Linked DNA regions of Homo sapiens: region 1 is linked to region 2. Evidence: chromatin loops called from intact Hi-C (ENCODE). Cell type or tissue: heart left ventricle. All regions are shown on one strand. Each heading gives the region's core, and the rest is flanking DNA. Links, peaks and the distances in the headings are about the cores only.

The links. Hi-C counts contacts between places; a loop is a spot of excess contacts. Peaks named below come from ENCODE experiments on the same cell type or tissue, not always from the same donor. Only the 100,000 strongest peaks of a DNase experiment are listed, where the experiment ranks them.
Region 1: a loop joins it to region 2, with 1.9 times the contacts of the local background. A loop is called at or near these places in 28 of 110 quality-filtered maps.

What each region holds. Positions count from the first base shown.
Region 1 is chr7:6,220,275-6,228,935 of GRCh38, reverse strand. All of the region lies in intron 1 of CYTH3 (cytohesin 3), which reads left to right. Among named protein-coding and RNA genes, the nearest start is that of CYTH3, 48 kb to the left of the region's middle. RefSeq lists a silencer at 344-638 and an enhancer at 5,042-5,662. In heart left ventricle, for the core only: no CTCF peak of the experiment used is centred there; no DNase peak of the experiment used is centred there; H3K4me3 peaks cover 402 bases; H3K27ac peaks cover 3,457 bases.
Region 2 is chr7:6,266,271-6,274,931 of GRCh38, reverse strand. CYTH3 (cytohesin 3) reads left to right here and starts at 2,308. Exons shown (of 13, transcript NM_004227.4): 1 at 2,308-2,458. The coding sequence starts at 2,425. RefSeq lists silencers at 2,081-2,440, 2,761-2,930 and enhancers at 2,249-2,970, 2,971-3,693. In heart left ventricle, for the core only: a CTCF peak has its summit at 3,741; DNase peaks (open chromatin) are centred at 2,231 and 3,771; H3K4me3 peaks cover 3,119 bases; H3K27ac peaks cover 3,021 bases.

The sequences.
Region 1 (8,661 bases), core at 177-8,176, 46 kb after region 2:
GTCTTATGTTTTCCTTGTCACTGCATCCTCAATAACTCACTAATTACCAATAAAAATGTCTAACAAAATTAGATATTTTTCCCACCAGAGGAATAAAGGAAAAGAAGATAAGATTAAGTGGAAGGAAGAAATCTATTTAAAAAGGGGCGGATTTTTACATTCTTAAAAACACAGCCGTGTTCTTGAGTGTGAGGGAATCCTTTTGTGGATCTGGTCTGTGGGAGGGGTTGATAGAAAGTGTGGGAGGACCCTGCTCAGAGCGGGAGGCAGCCCGGATTTCCAGAAGCGAAATGTTAAAGTTGAGCATGGTTTGGATGCAGATAAGAAGTTCTTTTGCTTCCTCTACTTGTGTTAAAACTGTTCATTTTTTATTTTTAAGGTCATCTGGGGGGAGTTTCTTTGCTTCCAGCCTGGATCTCTCAGTGTGGCCTGACCCCTGAATCCTACCCTCCCACACAACTTGAGAACTTGATTCTTTTCTCACAAAGACTTCTTTCCAACCCCTCCCCTCCCCCTAGAAGACTCCATATTTGGAGCTGAGTATTTTGAACAGGGCCCTGGCCAGAGGGCATGTTACATATGTTGTTCTGTCCCATGTACATGGAAAAGCATAAGCTTTAAAGCAAATGTATATAAAAAATGGAAAAGGTCCCTCTAAGCCAGGGACACATGATTTTCTGTTATGAATGTGCTGTACTTATATGATCATTCTCTTTAACTTGCCTCTTTGAAACTGGAAAAAAGGTGAGCAGAAATGGCTGGAGGTAATGAAAGGGAATAGAGAATCAAGGAAATAATTTCTTTGACCATTCTTTTGTGAGCCTTGGGTTAGCAGAGTTAAATACTTAAATAAGAACATAAAATAAGGGAAAGCTTCACATTTCCACATTCATTATTAAATACTTTTTAAATAGGAGAATGAGTCAGAGTGAACCCTAGCAATTATCTCGTTGTTGTTGAAATCTAGCCCACCTACCACATTTTCATAATTAAACACAGGCCTGAGGCAAACATCAGGTTCTCATTCTCCAGAAAGTGAGCACTTGTATACCCTGGTTCAGCCGAGGTCCAGTAAGGTTACTTGTTCACATTCACTGTGGAATTCTCTGCTTGGGAAACCATCATGTTCAGGAACATTCTCAATAAAGTTTATGAGATATCGTATTGGCCTGGAACATGCACAGAGAATTTGACAACCCGTTTGGGTGGAGGAATACAAACTTCGTAATTATTGAAAACATAGTTGTTGTAAATGCTTCCCTTTGGTTTGCTTACTTGGGCCCCAACCAGAGGTTTTCCAGCCTTGGCAAAGCTGCCTAAAGCCTTTTGTGTAGAGTAAGGGCCCTGATAGTGGCATCCTCGTTTTGATTCTGTCTGTAGTGGGAACGCTTCCAAGTCTGATGCTTGTTGTAGGTTTCTGCCAGAGGTCCTTCACTTAGGTTAAGACATCTTCTATTCTTAGTTTAATGATTTTTTTTAAATCAGGAAGGGCTGTTGAATTTTATCAAATGCTATTTTTCCATCTATTGAGATGAACATATGTTTTTCATTATGAGCCTTTCAGTACTATTTGACTTTTTTTTTTAAACCATTTGCACTTATTATATCCACTGACTTGAGGCTTAAAATTCCTTCAAAATGCTAACTTTACAACCATCTTCTGCATGTGTTTTTCTTTGAATATAATTTTTCCATCAATCTGTTCCTATCTGCTTTCTTTTTTTGTAGTGATTTCAGCATCTCTGGGCTGTTGGTGATTTTTTATTCTTTAAAAAGCCTCTTCTATCATTTCATGGGTTTGTCAAGAGAGCGGGCACACCATGTGCCAGCCCTTTCCACTTTTTTTTTTTTTTTTTTAGACAGAGTCTTGCTCTGTTGCCCAGGCTGGAGTGCAGTGGCGCGATCTCAGCTCACTGCAAGCTCCGCCTCCCGGGTTCACACCGTTCTTCTGCCTCAGCCTCCTGAGTAGCTGGGACTACAGGTGCCCGCCACCACGCCTGGCTAATTTTTTGTATTTTTAGTAGAGACGGGGTTTCACCGTGTTAGCCAGGATGGTCTCGATCTCCTGACCTCGTGATCCGCCCACCTTGGCCTCCCAAAGTGCTAGGATTACAGGCATGAGCCACCGCGCCCGGCCCCCTTTCCTCTTAAACCAGTCTCTAGGACTTTAAAAATGCCATCCTTCCTTGCTCAGGTTCTGCTGCATAGGAACCTTCAAGTTCTTACAGCCTTTGAGATGTTGTGTTGCTTTACTTTGAGATGCTGACTGAGAGTCAGAGTTGGGAATACAAATACTCACAACACGGGTTGAAATGTTGGGAAGTAACTTAACTAAAAAGTTAATCAGGGCATTAGCCATGGAGTGGCTGGAAGAATCCTCACTGGGGCTTCAGCCAAGACTGCCAGCTTCACCTTCTTTCCTGGACTGTGAGATAAAAAGCAGATGGATTCTACTCCAGCTTGCCTGCCTCGCCCTAAAATAGCACTCTCCCACCTCCCCACCCTCATCTAAACATTAAATTCCTCAAGTGTTCCACCTTTTAGATGTTTGTGAATGGGAAATGGAATGCCAGATGTTCTACAGCTGTATCCAATCTGCAGAAGACAGAGATGTGGTTCAGGCTTCCCAGCAAGGAATGAGGAAGTATCTCCAGTGCTTTCTAATCAAAGCATTGCAGGGAATATTGTTTGTGGGTGTGGATGTGTGTGTACAGGAGGACGTCTGGATCTTTAGGGAGACCTCTCAGAGCCCTTCAGTTTTAAAAGGAAGCCAATCACAGATGCATTGCTTTTTATTTTTAATTTTTTTAAAAAACACATTCCTTGATGTAGGGTTTGCTAAGCTAGGGACATGGGTTTATGTTCTCGGCCACCTAGGGATGAATGTTTCACATTGGGTTCTCTTTGTTTAAAGACAAAAATTTTTTTGTTTGTTTTTAAAAAAATTTCAGGCTGTGTGTGGTGGCTCACACCTGTAATCCCAGCACTTTGGAAGGCTGAGGCGTTGTGGTCTTGAGCTCCCAAGGTCAGGAGTTCAAGACCAGTCTGGCCAACATGGTGAAACCCCTTCTCTACTAAAAATACAAAAATTAGCTGGGTGTGGTGACACACGCCTGTAATCTCAGCTACTCAGGAGCCTGAGGCAGGAGAACCGCTTGAACCCAGGAGGCGGAGGTTGCAGTGAGCTGAGATTGCACCTTTGCACTGCAGCCTGGGCGACAAGAGTGGAACTCCATTTCCAAAAAAAAAAAAAAATTCTTCAAAAAAATATATATTTTCAGGCCATGCTCGGTGGCTCATACCTGTAATCCCAGCACTTTGAGAGGCCAAGGTGGGTGGATCACCTGAGGTCGGGTGTTCGAGACCAGCCTGACCAACATGGAGAAACCCTGACTCTACTAAAAAACACAAAAAATTAGCCTAGCATGGTGGTTCATGCCTGTAATCCCAACTACTTGGGAGGCTGAGGCAGGTGAATCGCTTGAACCCGGGAGGTAGAGGTTGTGGTGAGCCGAGATCGTGCCATTGCACTCCAGCCTGGGCAACAAGAGTGAAACTCTGTCTCAAAAAAAAAAAAAAAATTTTTTTTCCTTCATCTTAATGTAGGCTCTATCTTAACAGTTTATCCCATACCTTGACCTTTGTATCCAGAACAATTTCTATGCACAATTCATTGGATATGTGATAGTAAATATTTACATGTCTTTGGACAATATGATATATATAATATTGTACTGTCTTAATTTCAGGCTTTATTAATAATAGACATTCAATAATGATAGATTAATAATTTGTTTATAATTTGTTTTGGAATTACAGCCATCACCTGATCTAATTTTAGAACATTTCTTCACCCCTAACAGATCCCTCACTCCTGTTTGCAGTCAGTCCTTACCCCAGCGCCAGCCACTGGCTAATGTGGTTTCTGTCTCTATAGATTTGCCCTTTCTGATATTTAACATAAATAGAATCAAGCAGTATGTGGTCTTTTGCATCTGACTTCCTTTACTTCACATAACGTTTTCAGGTTTCATGTATGTTATAACATATCCATAGTTTATTCTTATCTGAATATCCCAGTGTCAGGAAATACTACAAGTGTTATCCATTCATCCATTGATGGACATTTGGTTTGTTTCCACCTTCTGGCTATTGTAAATCATGCTGCTATGAACATTCGTGTACACATACTTGTTTGGATACCTGTTTTCAGCTCTTTGGGTATATACGTAGAAGTAGAATTACTAGTGGTTCTATGTTTAATTTTCTGGGGAGCCACTAAATTGTATTCCACAGCGACAAAAATGGAACCATTTTCCATTCACGCCAGCAATGTATGATGGTTAAATTTCCTTACATCCTTGCCAACACTTGTTAGTATGTTTTTTAAAGTATAGCCATCCTAGTTTTAGCTCTTATGCTAGGTCATTCACTCATTTTGAGTTAATTTTTGTATATGGCATAAGGTAGGGGTCTAGACCCTCATTCTTTTGCATGCGGATGTCCAGTTGTCCCAGCACCATTTGTTGAAGAGACTTGTTTTAAATACTTTTAATAATATATGGTTTTGTTTTTAGGCTCTATAGTCGGTTCCATCAATCTTTTTTTTTTTTTTTTTTTACCTATTTTTGCAGCAGTGTCACACTTTGTTAATAGCGCTTCAGGGACTGTGTACATATTCCATGTATACCTACTGACTCAAGGCTCTTAATAGCATTCAGGTCATCTTTGTCTTTGTTTAAGAAGCAGAATTAACCAGGCATGGTGGTGGATACCTGTAGTCCCAGCTACTCAGGAGGCTGAGGCAGGGGGATCGCTTGAGTCCAAGAGTTTGAGTCCACCTTCTCATTTGCTTTTTTTCTGTGTGAAGACGTGTTTTTGCTTTTTGTGCAATGGAAAAATATGTGAATAGGATAACAGTTGTGAATCAGTAAGGATTATATATGTGGAAGCAGAAAAGACAGTATTAGCATCATTCATAGGGTTGTATGATTTGACTGCTGTAGTTGTGTACATGATCTGTCTTGCAATTCTGGAGAATTAATCTGGGCATAAATACTGCATCTCCATTTTTTTTTTTTTTTTTTTTTTTTTTTTTTAGTATTTATTGATCATTCTTGGGTGTTTCTCAGAGAGGGGGATGTGGCAGGGTCATAGGATAATAGTGGAGAGAAGGTCAGCAGATAAACACGTGAACAAAAGTCTCTAGTTTTCCTAGGCAGAGGTCCCTTCGGCCTTCAGCAGTGTTTGTGTCCCTGGGTACTTGAGATTAGGGAGTGGTGATGACTCTTAACGAGCATGCTGCCTTCTAGCATCTGTGTAACAAAGCACATCTTGCACTGCTCTTAATCCATTTAACCCTGAGTTGACACAGCACATGTTTCAGAGAGCACGGGGTTGGGGGTAAGGTTATAGATTAACAGCATCCCAAGGCAGAATAATTTTTCTTAGTACAGAACAAAATGATGTCTCCTATGTCAACTTCTTTCTACACAGACACAGTAACAATCTGATCTCTCTTTCTTTTCCCCACATTTCCCCCTTTTCTTTTCGACAAAACCGCCATCGTCATCATGGCCCGTTCTTGATGGTCACTGTCTCTTCAGAGCTGTTGGGTACACTTCCCAGACGGGGCGGCCTGGCAGAGGCGCTCCTCACTTCCCAGACGGGGCGGCCTGGCACAGGCGCTCCTCAGTTCCCAGATGGGGCGGCCGGGCCGAGGCGCTCCTCACCTCCCAGATGGGGCGGCCGGGCAGAGGCGCCCCCCACCTCCCAGACGGGGCGGCCGGGCAGAGGCGCTCCTCGCCTCCCAGACGAAGGGCAGCCAGGCAGAGGCGCTTCTCACATGCCAGACCGCATCTGCATTTAAGAGGAGAAGTGAAGCATCCTTATTCATTTTTATTTGCTTCAAATAATGAAGGAAAAAATTACCTGTCAGTAAAGGCTGCCAGCAAGTGTTTAGTTCACTTTACATTTATTAATTATTGATTGATTGACTATTATGAGCAGGCCAACTGGAGTGTTGTTTGAAACTGCCTTTTAAAATGTTCTTTTGTCATATTAGCTGTTTTGTCAAATAAGAGTTAACCGTCACCTGAAAATGTGGAACACTTTATAATAATGTATAATGGTTATATAAAATTGGTTCAGTTTTTTTTTTGCTTTTTTGGGTTTTGTTTTTTTTTTTTTGAAACGGAGTCTCACTCTGTTGCCCAGGCTGGAGTGCAGTGGCGCGATCTCAGCTCACCGCAACCTCTGCCTCCCTGGTTCATGCCATTCTCCCACCTCAGCCTCCCGAGTAGCTGGGACTACAGGTGCCCGCCACCACGCCCGGCTAATGTTTTTATATTTTTAGTAGAGACGGGGTTTCACTGTATTAACCAGGATGGTCTCCATCTCCTGAACTTGTGATCCACCCATCTTGGCCTCCCCGAGTGCTGGGATTACAGGCACCCAGCCAAAATTGATTCAGTTTTAAGACTCAGCAGTTGAGAGTAACATTTGCCTGGGATTCTTCTCTGTATGTTAAAATGTTAATGACTCCTCTCTTCAGCAGGTGTCATCACTGTGACAGGGATATGGGGGGGAACACGAGGCACTTGCCTTGAGAACAGAGACAGAGTTAGGCATTATCGACAGGTGCTCATTTGGTATCACATTTTAAAATGACTAAGCCCTAATCTTCCTTCCGTGATGTCCCTTGACATCTCTGCCTTTGGAAGTCTGGCTGCTTTTTCATTAGCACCTTGATCACATCTCACTCAGAGGCTGTGAAGGGCACCCTGGCAGGAGGGACCAAAGCTCTTTGCCACATACTCTGCTCTGTCCTGCTGCTTTTCCCTGGAATGGCTGCCAGGACCTGTATGACTGGAGGTCAGATGTGTAAGTCCTTCTGTCTGGTCACGAGGGTATAGGAAACATCTGGTTTTTCCTTACCTTATGCAATATAAAGACTGTTTTTTAGTTTTTTTTGTTTTTGTTTTTTTGACAGCGTCTTGCTCTGTTACCCATGCTGGAGTGCAGTGGCACCATCATAGCTCACTGCAGCCTCGGATTCTAGGCTTCAAATGATCCTCCCACTTCAGCCTTCCCAGTAGCTGGGACCACAGACACGCCTCACTATGTCTGGCTAATTTCCTTTTTATTTTTTGTAGAGCTGTCCTCCCACCTCACTCTCCCTGAGTATTGAGGTTACAGGCGTGAGCCACCATGCCTGGCCTAATTTTTTTTTAACTTCATTTTGAACTAATTTGTAGATTCACAGAAAGTTGCAAAGATAACAGTACATAAAGGTTCCACTTGCCCTTCACTCATTTCCTCACACTGGTTACATCTTATGTAACTGCAATACAGTATCAAAATCAGGAAGCTGACATTGGTATGAGGTGTTTGTATAGTTTTGTGTCATCACCCATGCGTAGATTGATGTAGCCACCGCTGCAATCAAGATACAGAACTGTTCCATCACCACAAAGTTATCAGGCTCCCTCCTACTACCCCAGTTGTCTTCTCCTCAACCACCCTAAACCCCAAACAATGACTAATCCATTTTCCACCTCTGAGATGTTATCATTTTGAAATGTCACATACATCAAATTATATAATATGTAACCTTTTCAGACTGGGGTTGTTTCTGGGTTTTTAAAAATTCAGCTTAATGCCCTTACAATCCAACCAGGCTGTTGTGTGTATCAATAGTTCATTCACTTTTATTGCTAGATAATATTCCATGGTATGGATATATATCACAGTTTATTTCTCCATCCACCTATTGTAGAACTTTGGTTGTTTCCAGTCTTAGGATATTACGAGTAAAGTTGCTGTGAACATTCATGTTCAGGTTTTTGTGTGGGCATACATTTTAATTTCTCTGGAATAAATAAATTTCTCAGGTGATATTGCTGGATCACATGGTAAGTGTATGTTTAGTTTTTTTTTTGGAGAAGGGGTCTCACTCTGTCGCCTAGGCTGGAGTGCAGTGGCGCGATCTCGACTTACTTCAACCTTTGCCTCCCGTGTTCAAGCAATTCTCCTGCCACTGCCTCCCAATTGGCTGGGACTACAGGTGCCCGCCACCACGCCTGGCTAATTTTTTGTATTTTAGTAGAGATGGGGTTTCACCGTGTTGCCCAGGCTGGTCTCGAACTCCTGAGCTCAGGCATTCCACCTGCCTCGGCCTCCCAAAGTGCTGGGATTACAGGTGTGAGCCACCGCGCCCGGCTGTGTATGTTTAGTTTTATAAGAAAATGCCAAATTGTTTTCCGGAGGGCTATAACATTTTATGTTCCCACCAGCAATGTATGAAAGATCCAGATTGTCCACATCTTTGCCAGCCTTTGGTTTTTTTTTTTTTTTTTTTTTGAGACAGGATGTTTCGAGACTTTCTCCCAGTCTGTAGCTTCTCTTCATCCTTTTAATGCTTTGCAGAGCAAAAGTTTTTAATTTTGATGTCCAATTTATTATTTTTTTCTTTTATGGATTCTCAGTCACGTTTGTGGATTCTCAGTCATTACTAAGCCTTCGCTCTCAAAGATTTTTCTCATGTTTTCTTTTAAAGTTTTATAGTTTTACATTTAAACTTATGGTCTACTTTGAGTTAATTTTGTATAAAATATGAGGTTTAGGTCAAGTTTCATTCTTTTGCCTATGAATAGCCAATTG
Region 2 (8,661 bases), core at 433-8,432:
AGTAACTAAAATACTTAAAGTTCCTATATGTAGAGATAATACGTATGTAAGCAGATTAGATCATTGCTATCTTGGTGGGATTTGAGAGATGCTGGAAAGCACTTCTTTTTGAAAATATGTAATTTTTCCATTAGATATTAATTCCTTCGAGTTGTGAAGATTTTGAAGTCTTCCAATTTCCCCATTAAAGCACAGAAATGACACCCAAAGCCTTTATCCCCCCCAACATTTTTGCAGAATTTGTTGAAATGCAAGCCCAGGCTAAACCATGGGGATAATGTAATATCCTCCTTATATAACTGGGCTGTGCTTTAGTCTGATGAAAATTAGATTAGATGGAGATCAGAGAAGCCACTTTCAGATTAAAACTCTGAGAAAAGCACCTGTGGATCACATTCTAAGACACCTAAAGAATTAAGATTGACATGAAAAAGCATTTATAATTGATAGTATCTTTGAGTTCAAAGCTCTGCATATCTCATTATCAAGTTCAAAGTAATGCTGTCATTTTTTCTCAGTAACGATGCTCTTATCTCCAAGATGACAAAGCTGACGGGAACAAGATCAGGAAGCCGAGTCTGGGGGTTGGGAGTTGAACCCTACATCTCCTGACTCCCAGACCCCTTTTCTGGTGCCTCTTTGTCACTCAAGCTGTCAAACACCTTTGCACGCAGCAGTGTCCCTTGGCTGGGTGTGGTGGCTCATGCCTGTAATCCCAGCACTTCGGGAGGTCAAGGTGGGAGGATCGCTTGAGTCCAGAAGTTTGAGACAAGCATGGGCAAACATGGCAAGATCTCGTCTCTAAAAAAGAATACAAAAATTAACCGATGCATGGTGGCATGTACCTATGGTCCCAGCTATTTGGGAGGCTGAAGTGTGAGGATCACTCGAGACACTGCATGCCAGACTGGGCAATAGAGCGAGACCCTGTCTCAAAAAAAAAGTGTCCCTCGTGGGTTTGGTTGCATGAGAATGCTTGGTGTTCAATTCTTGAGGTTATTAGAAGATTGAACTTTGAAATCATCCCGCAACCTTGAACCAAAAGGTGAAATTGTCCACTTTGATAGATGACAACGGAAGGATCCTTTGGTTCAATGGACAGCTTGTAAATATAAAACAGTTGCTGGAAAATTATATTAGAGATGAGCTATCTCCTCCATTACAATGTTTGCTTTTCTTTAATGCGATTGAGTTCCAACAGAAAGGCTTGGGAGGGGCCACAAGCAATGCTTCAGGAGTTACTGGAAGAGAGATATGGGGAGTGAGAGAGGAGATCCATCGATGTGGAGCAGGGGCCAGGGGAGGCCTTCTGCCCAGGAGGCCTGTGCTGAGGACCCTGGCTGTGCCCAAGGGAAACTGAATTCAGAGCTCCTCCTGCATCATAAATCCAGGACAGCTGGCAGCTCTCCAAGGAAGACTGGCGCTAAACTCCAAGGGCATCAGCCGCCAGATTGGCCAACCCCTACAATGCCCTTTGAGAGCTGAGCCCCAGGTGTGTTGAATCGGGATTCCGTTCCAACCTCATGACCACATTCATTTACAAGCCCTGCATTTTGTTAATTTAAAAATGCACTCACCAGGAGGGAAGGAGGAGAGGCTCCATTAAATATAAGACAGCTGAAAGGCTGGAATTCTTCTGACATGCATGTCTTAGGAAGGAGAAGGCCTGACCTTGTTCTTTTTTTTTTTGAGACAGGGTCTCACTCTGTCACCCAGACTGGAGTGCAGTGGTGCAATAATAACTCACTGCAGCCTCTACCTACTGGGCTCAAGTGACGTGACCTCCCACCTCAGCCTCCCCAGTAGCTGGAACTACAGGCACATGCCACCATGCCTGGGTCGCTATGTTATCGGGGCTGGTCTCCAACTTTTGTTCTCCAGCGATCCTCCCACCTCAGCCTCTCAAAGTATTGGAATACAGGTGTGAGCCACCGAGCCTGGCCAGGCCTGACTTCTGAATGCATTCGTTTCTTGATCTTTTACCCCGAGTGCACGTGCAAGTTGCACCCCTGGCCACTGGGTTTTGCAGAGTGTGGCGTTCCAGTGTCCGGGGCCCCACGCCCGTCCGCAGGCTACTGGAATGCTGAGGGCGAGGAGGCTTCGCTCCACGCACACCGGATCGGCCTGCACTTCAGGGGCCAGGTCTACAGCCTTCCCCAGCGCAGACGCCGCCGGCCCGGCCGGTTCCCGAGGGCGGGGCTGCGCGGCCTCACGCCCCGCCCACCGCGGGCAGAGGCGGGGCATGGGTCACGTGACGGCACGCCGACCAGCGAGGCCCCGCCCGGCGGGAGGAGGCCCGGCCGCGACCCGGGCCGCGCGCTGAGGAGCCGCCCGGTCGCCTGCGCGCTCCCTCCGGCGGCGTCCCCAGCCCGCGGCCCCTCTGCTGCCGGCCCCCGGCTCGCCGGCTGCGGGAGTGGCCTCAAGATGGATGAAGACGGCGGCGGCGAGGGTGGTGGCGGTGAGTGTCGGAGGTGTGGTGGGCTCGCCGGCGGCCTGGGGTCGGGGGCCGGGGGCTGGGGGTCGAGGGCGCGGCGCTGGGCCGGGGTTCGCCGGAGGAGACGGGGTCGGGGGCAGCGGCAGCGGCGTCCGCTGGAGGCCTGAGGCACGCCGGGCCAGGGCCGAGGCTGGGTCTCCGGGGGCCGAGGGAGGGGGCGGGCCGGGGTCGCCGTTCGGCGCTGGCGAGGGTCTGGGTACCAGGCCGGGGCTGCCGCGGGCTGGGGTCGCCCCGGAGTCTCGGGCCGGGGTTTGGGTGTCGCTCCTCTGGGGCGGGGGACCTTGCGGGGCGACCTTCCCCGCATCTTGTCGCCAAGGGCGTTCATGCCCTCCGGAGCCCGGCGTTTCGGACGCCCCCTTTCAGCTCAGGTGGGCGGAAGCGGCTGAGCCGGTGGGAAACCGGGAGGGGAAAGTTTTGCACTGGAGGCTCCTCGAGTGTACAGGACGGGAGGGCAGGGGAAACGGTTGGAAAGCGTGACAGTCTGCTTGGCTTTGGGTCAGAAACGGTCGCTGGATTTGCTCGAACGGGGAGGGGGCCAGCTGGAGTTCAGTTCAGGGTAGACGTTTTAGGAAACGGCAGACGCGACAGATTGAGCAAAAAACTCCGTGGAGCCGAGGGTGGGAGACACGAGCTGCACCCAGCACAGAGGCAAGACCGGAGAGCCAGGTGTGCCCGGAGCCAGGTGTGCTCCCGAGTGGGTCGGGTCGATGCGCGTCGTGGCCCAGGTGGTCTGTGTCTGACGTTCGGTTTCCTCTTGCTGGAGGAATCGTGTTTGTTGGAAATTATTTAGTGGAATACAAATGACTGCTGGGTCATGCTGGGAATTAGATTTTAAAAACAGAGGAACGTGCCTCTGTATGGAGTGGGTGTTCGCTTTGGAAAGCAAAGGGTTAATGCCCGTGTTTTTACAGGAACAGCCGAAGTTGAGGTTCTCTAGACTTTTTTTTTTTTTCCTGAAGATCTCCTTTGAGCTGACAGAGAAATCATCAGAATCATCAGAACCCCATGTAATAAGGGAGCAGTTTAGAGAAATCTTAATTACAGGCTGCCGGTGCAGCTGCCTGTAAGAATCAGCAGTATTGAATGCTTCAGGATGAAGTGGTTCATCATCAAGGTGCCTTCCAGAATTCAAGTGCTGCTCAGAGGGAGATGTTTTTTTGCTGAAAGACGCGATGCAGCCAGGATGGTGGGAAGTTGGCACCCGTCATGGCATTTGGCGAGTTCAGTTCTTATAGTTGAAGCTAGGGGTAGCACTGTGGCACCGAGTGGGTGTGTTGATGGGAGCGCTGTGGAACGAAGGCGCCCAGTTGCGAACCCTCCTACAGTCAGGCTGTCTGGAGCCATGAGATCCTAAGGAATGGGTTCCCGGTGGATGTCGTGTTTCCTGCCTGTCACAATTTGGGCATAGCTGTTTTCCCTTGTTAGAAAAGAAAGACAACTGTAATATGCAGACGTTGGACATTAGCGTCAAGGCAGCTAGCTGGCTTGGCAGTTTTGTTTGTAAGGTGCTTTGGGCTCTGTGAGTAAAGAAATGTAGACTTGAAGATTAAAGCAGGAATAAAGAGGAAAAGAGGAGGCTTTAATGTGCTCCAGCAATTTGCAGGTCTTGAGTACTATAACAAAGGATGATATGAAGTATCAAAAGTCTTAAAATTGTCCTTGGGTTGTTAGTATCTCTTCTGGGAATATATCACAGGGAAGCAACCTTGAAATAAACCCCTCACGTATAAAGATGTGTATTATGCTGTTTAAAATAGCAAAAAATTGGAAACAGCAACGCCAACAGCAGGGGCATGGTGAGGTAAATTATGGGAAGTTTATTGAAGTATTTTACAACCATTAAAATAAGCAGTTTTATACATCATGGTTTAAACAACATAAACATTGGTGACATTATGGATTATTTTATTTTCTTTTTATATTTTCCAGGTTTCTGGAATAAGTGTGTATTTCAGATTGGAAAAAAACCATCAAAGACGTGAATGTTTTAAGTGTATCATTTAATTCATCTCACTGGAACATTCAACAATGAAGATTTATTTATTGATTGCCCATCAAAATGCTAGCCAGCATGTTAGGTGCTGGAAAATAACTTTTAACCTTTATTGATTTAGTTTATGACTAGCTTTCTCCCTTGCTTTGTGACAGACACTTAAAAATATTTTTGGCAATATTAGGATATTTATTTTTGAAACAGGTGAAAAGCAAAGTTTTGAAATATGAGTGATATTGTAATTATTGTATAAACTTTATGTGCTTACATTTAACTCTTGGCTGTTGTAAGTTTTGAAGTTAACATACCTCTTTACAGTTAATACCTTTTAGATTTTTAAATGCTTTAAAATTCATGTTTAAAAAAATAAAGTTGAGCTCTTTTAAAGAAAACCGTTTCAGCTGCCAGCAGATTATAAAGCATAACATTTTTTGGTATATTTTTAGAGTGTAGTACATAATGTTGAACTGTATCTGGGGGAGTCAGTTAAAGCTTGTTTAAAAGATAGGGTAAATAATCTATTCAAACAGTAGTTATGGTAGAAGCCAAAGATAATTGAAAAGGTCTTTTTTTTGTTAATGGTCAGGTTAAAAGACTTGAAAAATTGATTCCTACTTGCTATTTTTATAAGTTAATTTAGCTTTTTGTCCACTGTATTGTTCTTTCAATGCAAGATAAGGAGAGAGAGGATGGTGGCATGAATGGCTGGAAGGCAGTTACAAGAGGAGCGAGTGGGGGGCACAAGATTACAAGAACACATTGTTCCTTACAGTGTGTGCAGAGTGTAGTTAAGTCGTTTTTAATTCCTATGGGACTTTGTTGCCTTTCAGTTTTTCGAGAACAGTTCTTGAGCTAATTGGAGGGTAGCTGGCTAGTTTGGCTCATTGGGATTGTCTTCGTGTCCTGTTTGGGCATTTGTCTGATTGATGGTCCTGAATGGACCATCCCTGGCAGATGAGGTGAATTAACTATAATTGGCATTCTTCTCTCTGACCCCTTCACTCCCTGATCAATGTAGGTGTCTGTGCTTCAGGTGAAGAGATGCTGAGCCTTGTTCATAATAAAATACATGCAAATTAAGACTAGATTGAGCTCCCACCTTTCACCTTCAGACAGGTGATAACCCCCAAGTATACAAAGTCTGTTTCAAGTTTGAAATATTTGAACGGCAAGGTCGTTTCAAACATTTACGGGTAAGAGTGTAAAGTAGCCACAGGCAGGGTCAGCCCATGTCCTGTTGGCTCAGATCCGTTTCTTGCCCTTTCCCTGCAGGGACTCACCCCTGCAGGCAACATTTCCCAGGCCCTTGGTCAGCTGGCTTCCGGCTGGGATTGGCCACTGGGAGCCACTGGCAGGAGGAATGGCAGGAAGAAGGACAAAAACAGGTTATTTCCCTTAGGCCTGCCTCAGGGAGTGTCTCTGGCAGGTACCTTGTCTCCTTTTGGCTCCAGCTCCTGCCCCTTGGTCCTAGCCTTTGAGTCTTGGAAATACCTCCTCCCTTTTACCCTCTATTTGAGAAGTGGTAACAGCAGCTTGCTCTTGATAATCTTTGTATTATCATTTCCTGTTTGGCTTTTCAGTTTTTCCATCACCCCTGTCACTAATTCCTTATATTAAATTCCCTCTATATCAGATTCTTAAAGGGATGGTTTCTCTGGATGTCTCTGTTTCTCTGGGTGGACCCTGATAGATACAGGTGCTTTAGGCAGTAGCTTTAAAAATTACAGGCGTGTAAATCCTTTGACCCAGCAATCCAGTTCTAGGAATTTAACCTGCAGATATATTTGTACACGTGTGAGATAACATAGGTACAAGATTATTTATTGCCTTGAGTGTCCATCAGCAAGCAAGAGACTTATCAGATAAATCCATGCCCAGATGGTTAATGAGGTTGTAAAGTTGTAGAAAGGAACGAGGAAGCTCTTTTCTTAGTTGACATGGAGAGATCTCCAAAATATCTTAAGTTACAAGAGCAGGCCGGGCGCGGCGGCTCTCACCTATAATCCTAGCACTTTGGGAGGCCGAGGCGGGTGGATCATTTGAGGTCAGGAATTCAAGACCAGCCTGGGCAGCATGGTGAAACTCCGTTTCTACTAAAAAAATACAAAAATTAGCCGGGAGTGGTGGTGCGTGCCTGTAATCTCAGCTACGCGGGAGGCTGAGGCAGGAGAATCGCTTGAGCCTGGGAGGTGCAGGTTGCGGTGAGTGAGATTGCGCCACTGCATTCCAGTCTGGGCAACAGAGTGAGACCCTGTCTCAAAAAAACAAAACAAAATTACAAGAGCAAAGTGTAGGAAAGTGTGCATTGCGTGCTCCCATTCTTGTGTTTTGAAAGAGGAGGTAATGGCTGATGCATGCAGATTCCCTGGAAGGTGAAAGGAGGAACCAATAACAATGGTTACCTGATTGGGGAAGATGATGGGAACTGAGTGGATGGGGAATATAGGTGGGAAGGAAACTTTTCACTATGCGCCTTTTTATTTTTTGAAATTCAAAAAAGTTTGAATAATCTGTCTTCACTTTTTCTAAAATTGGAAAGCAGTTTCATAGAAAAATAGTATGATGGTAAGAAAATACCCATTTTACACCTTTTTTGAGGGAATTTTTATAGATTAAAAAATACAGCTGGGCGCAATGGCTCACGCCTGTAATCCCAGCACTTTGGGAGGCCAAGGCGGGTAGATCATGAGGTCAGGAGTTCGAGACCAGTCTGGCCAATGTGGTGAAACCCCGTCTCTACTAAAAATACAAAAATTAGCCGGGCATAGTGATGCGCACCTGTAGTCCCAGCTGCTCGAGAGGCTGAGGCAGGAGAATTGCTTGAACCCTGGAGGCAGAGGTTGCAATGAGCCGAGATAGCGCCACTGCCTGGCGACAGAGTGAGACTCGGTCTCAAAACAAACAAACAAAATATTCTGGGAAGACCGCAACAAAAAGATAATGTGATATGCAATGTAAGGTTATAAAATGTTACCTATTTTTCATTCTGTAGTAAGTTAACTACTGTATTTTTGAGAGTTTAAAAAGTGGATGCTTTTAGATTATGCTTAGAGTATATTCTTTTGTAGTCATTTACTCAAATGTTGATGGTGTCTCTACCAAATACCAGGTTCTATGCATGGCACAAGAGCTATTAGTGCCTGTGTCATGCCGTTTTTGCATTGCTATAAAGAAGTACCTGAGCCTGGGTTATATATAAAGGAAAGAGGTTTCATGGACTCATGGTTGTGCAGGCTGTAGCTGTACAGGCATGGTGCCAGCATCTGCTCGGCTCCTGGGGAGGCCTCAGGGAGCTTTTTACTCATAATGGAAGGTGAAGCAGGATCAGGCACATCACATGGCTAGAGCAGGAGCAAGAGGGAAGAGATGCCACGCCCTTAAACGACCAGATCTCAGGAGTCCTCACTCACTATTGCAAGGGCAGCACTGAGCCATGAGGGATCTGCCTCCATGATCCTGTCGCCTCCCCTCCAAGTCCTGCCTCCAGCATTGGGGATTACAGTTCAACATGAGATTTGGGCGGGGCATATATCCAAACTGTATCAGTGCCTAACAGTGGTGAATACGGCAGATAAATTTCCCACGTTCATGGAGCTCATGTTTAGATGGAGAGACAGACAAAAGAGGTAAACAGCTATATATAAAATAATCATGTATTATGCTAGATGTGTTAAAGGAAATCAACAAGAGGTTGAGGAAGAGAAAGTGTGGGATGGGAGAGGTGTAGGGAAAGCCCGTGGCCAGGGAAGGCCTCTGAGGAAATGCCCTTCGAGGTGCAATCTATAGGGGTAGTGGACCAGACAGAAGGGAAGGCATGGAGCTGGCAAGAGCTGAGTATTCTAGAGAATTAAAAGCAGCTTTGTGTGGCTTGAACAGACAGTGAAGCGGGAGAGATAGACTGGGGCCATGTCAGGCTTTCAGTAGCTAAGGAATGCAGATTTTATTCTAAGTACATGAAGCCGCTGAAAGATTTTTAAACGGGGAAATCTCATTTGATTTACATTTCAATAATTTTAGCTAATATTTACTTGATGCTGTATGTCCTGTGTACTTTCTGCGTCTTAATTTATTGACTCTTCATCATATTGCTATTTTCAGATTGGAAAATGGAGGCATAGGGAAGCTAAGTAATTGGTCTGAAATTTCACAGCTAGCAGGTGATGGAGCTGTGATT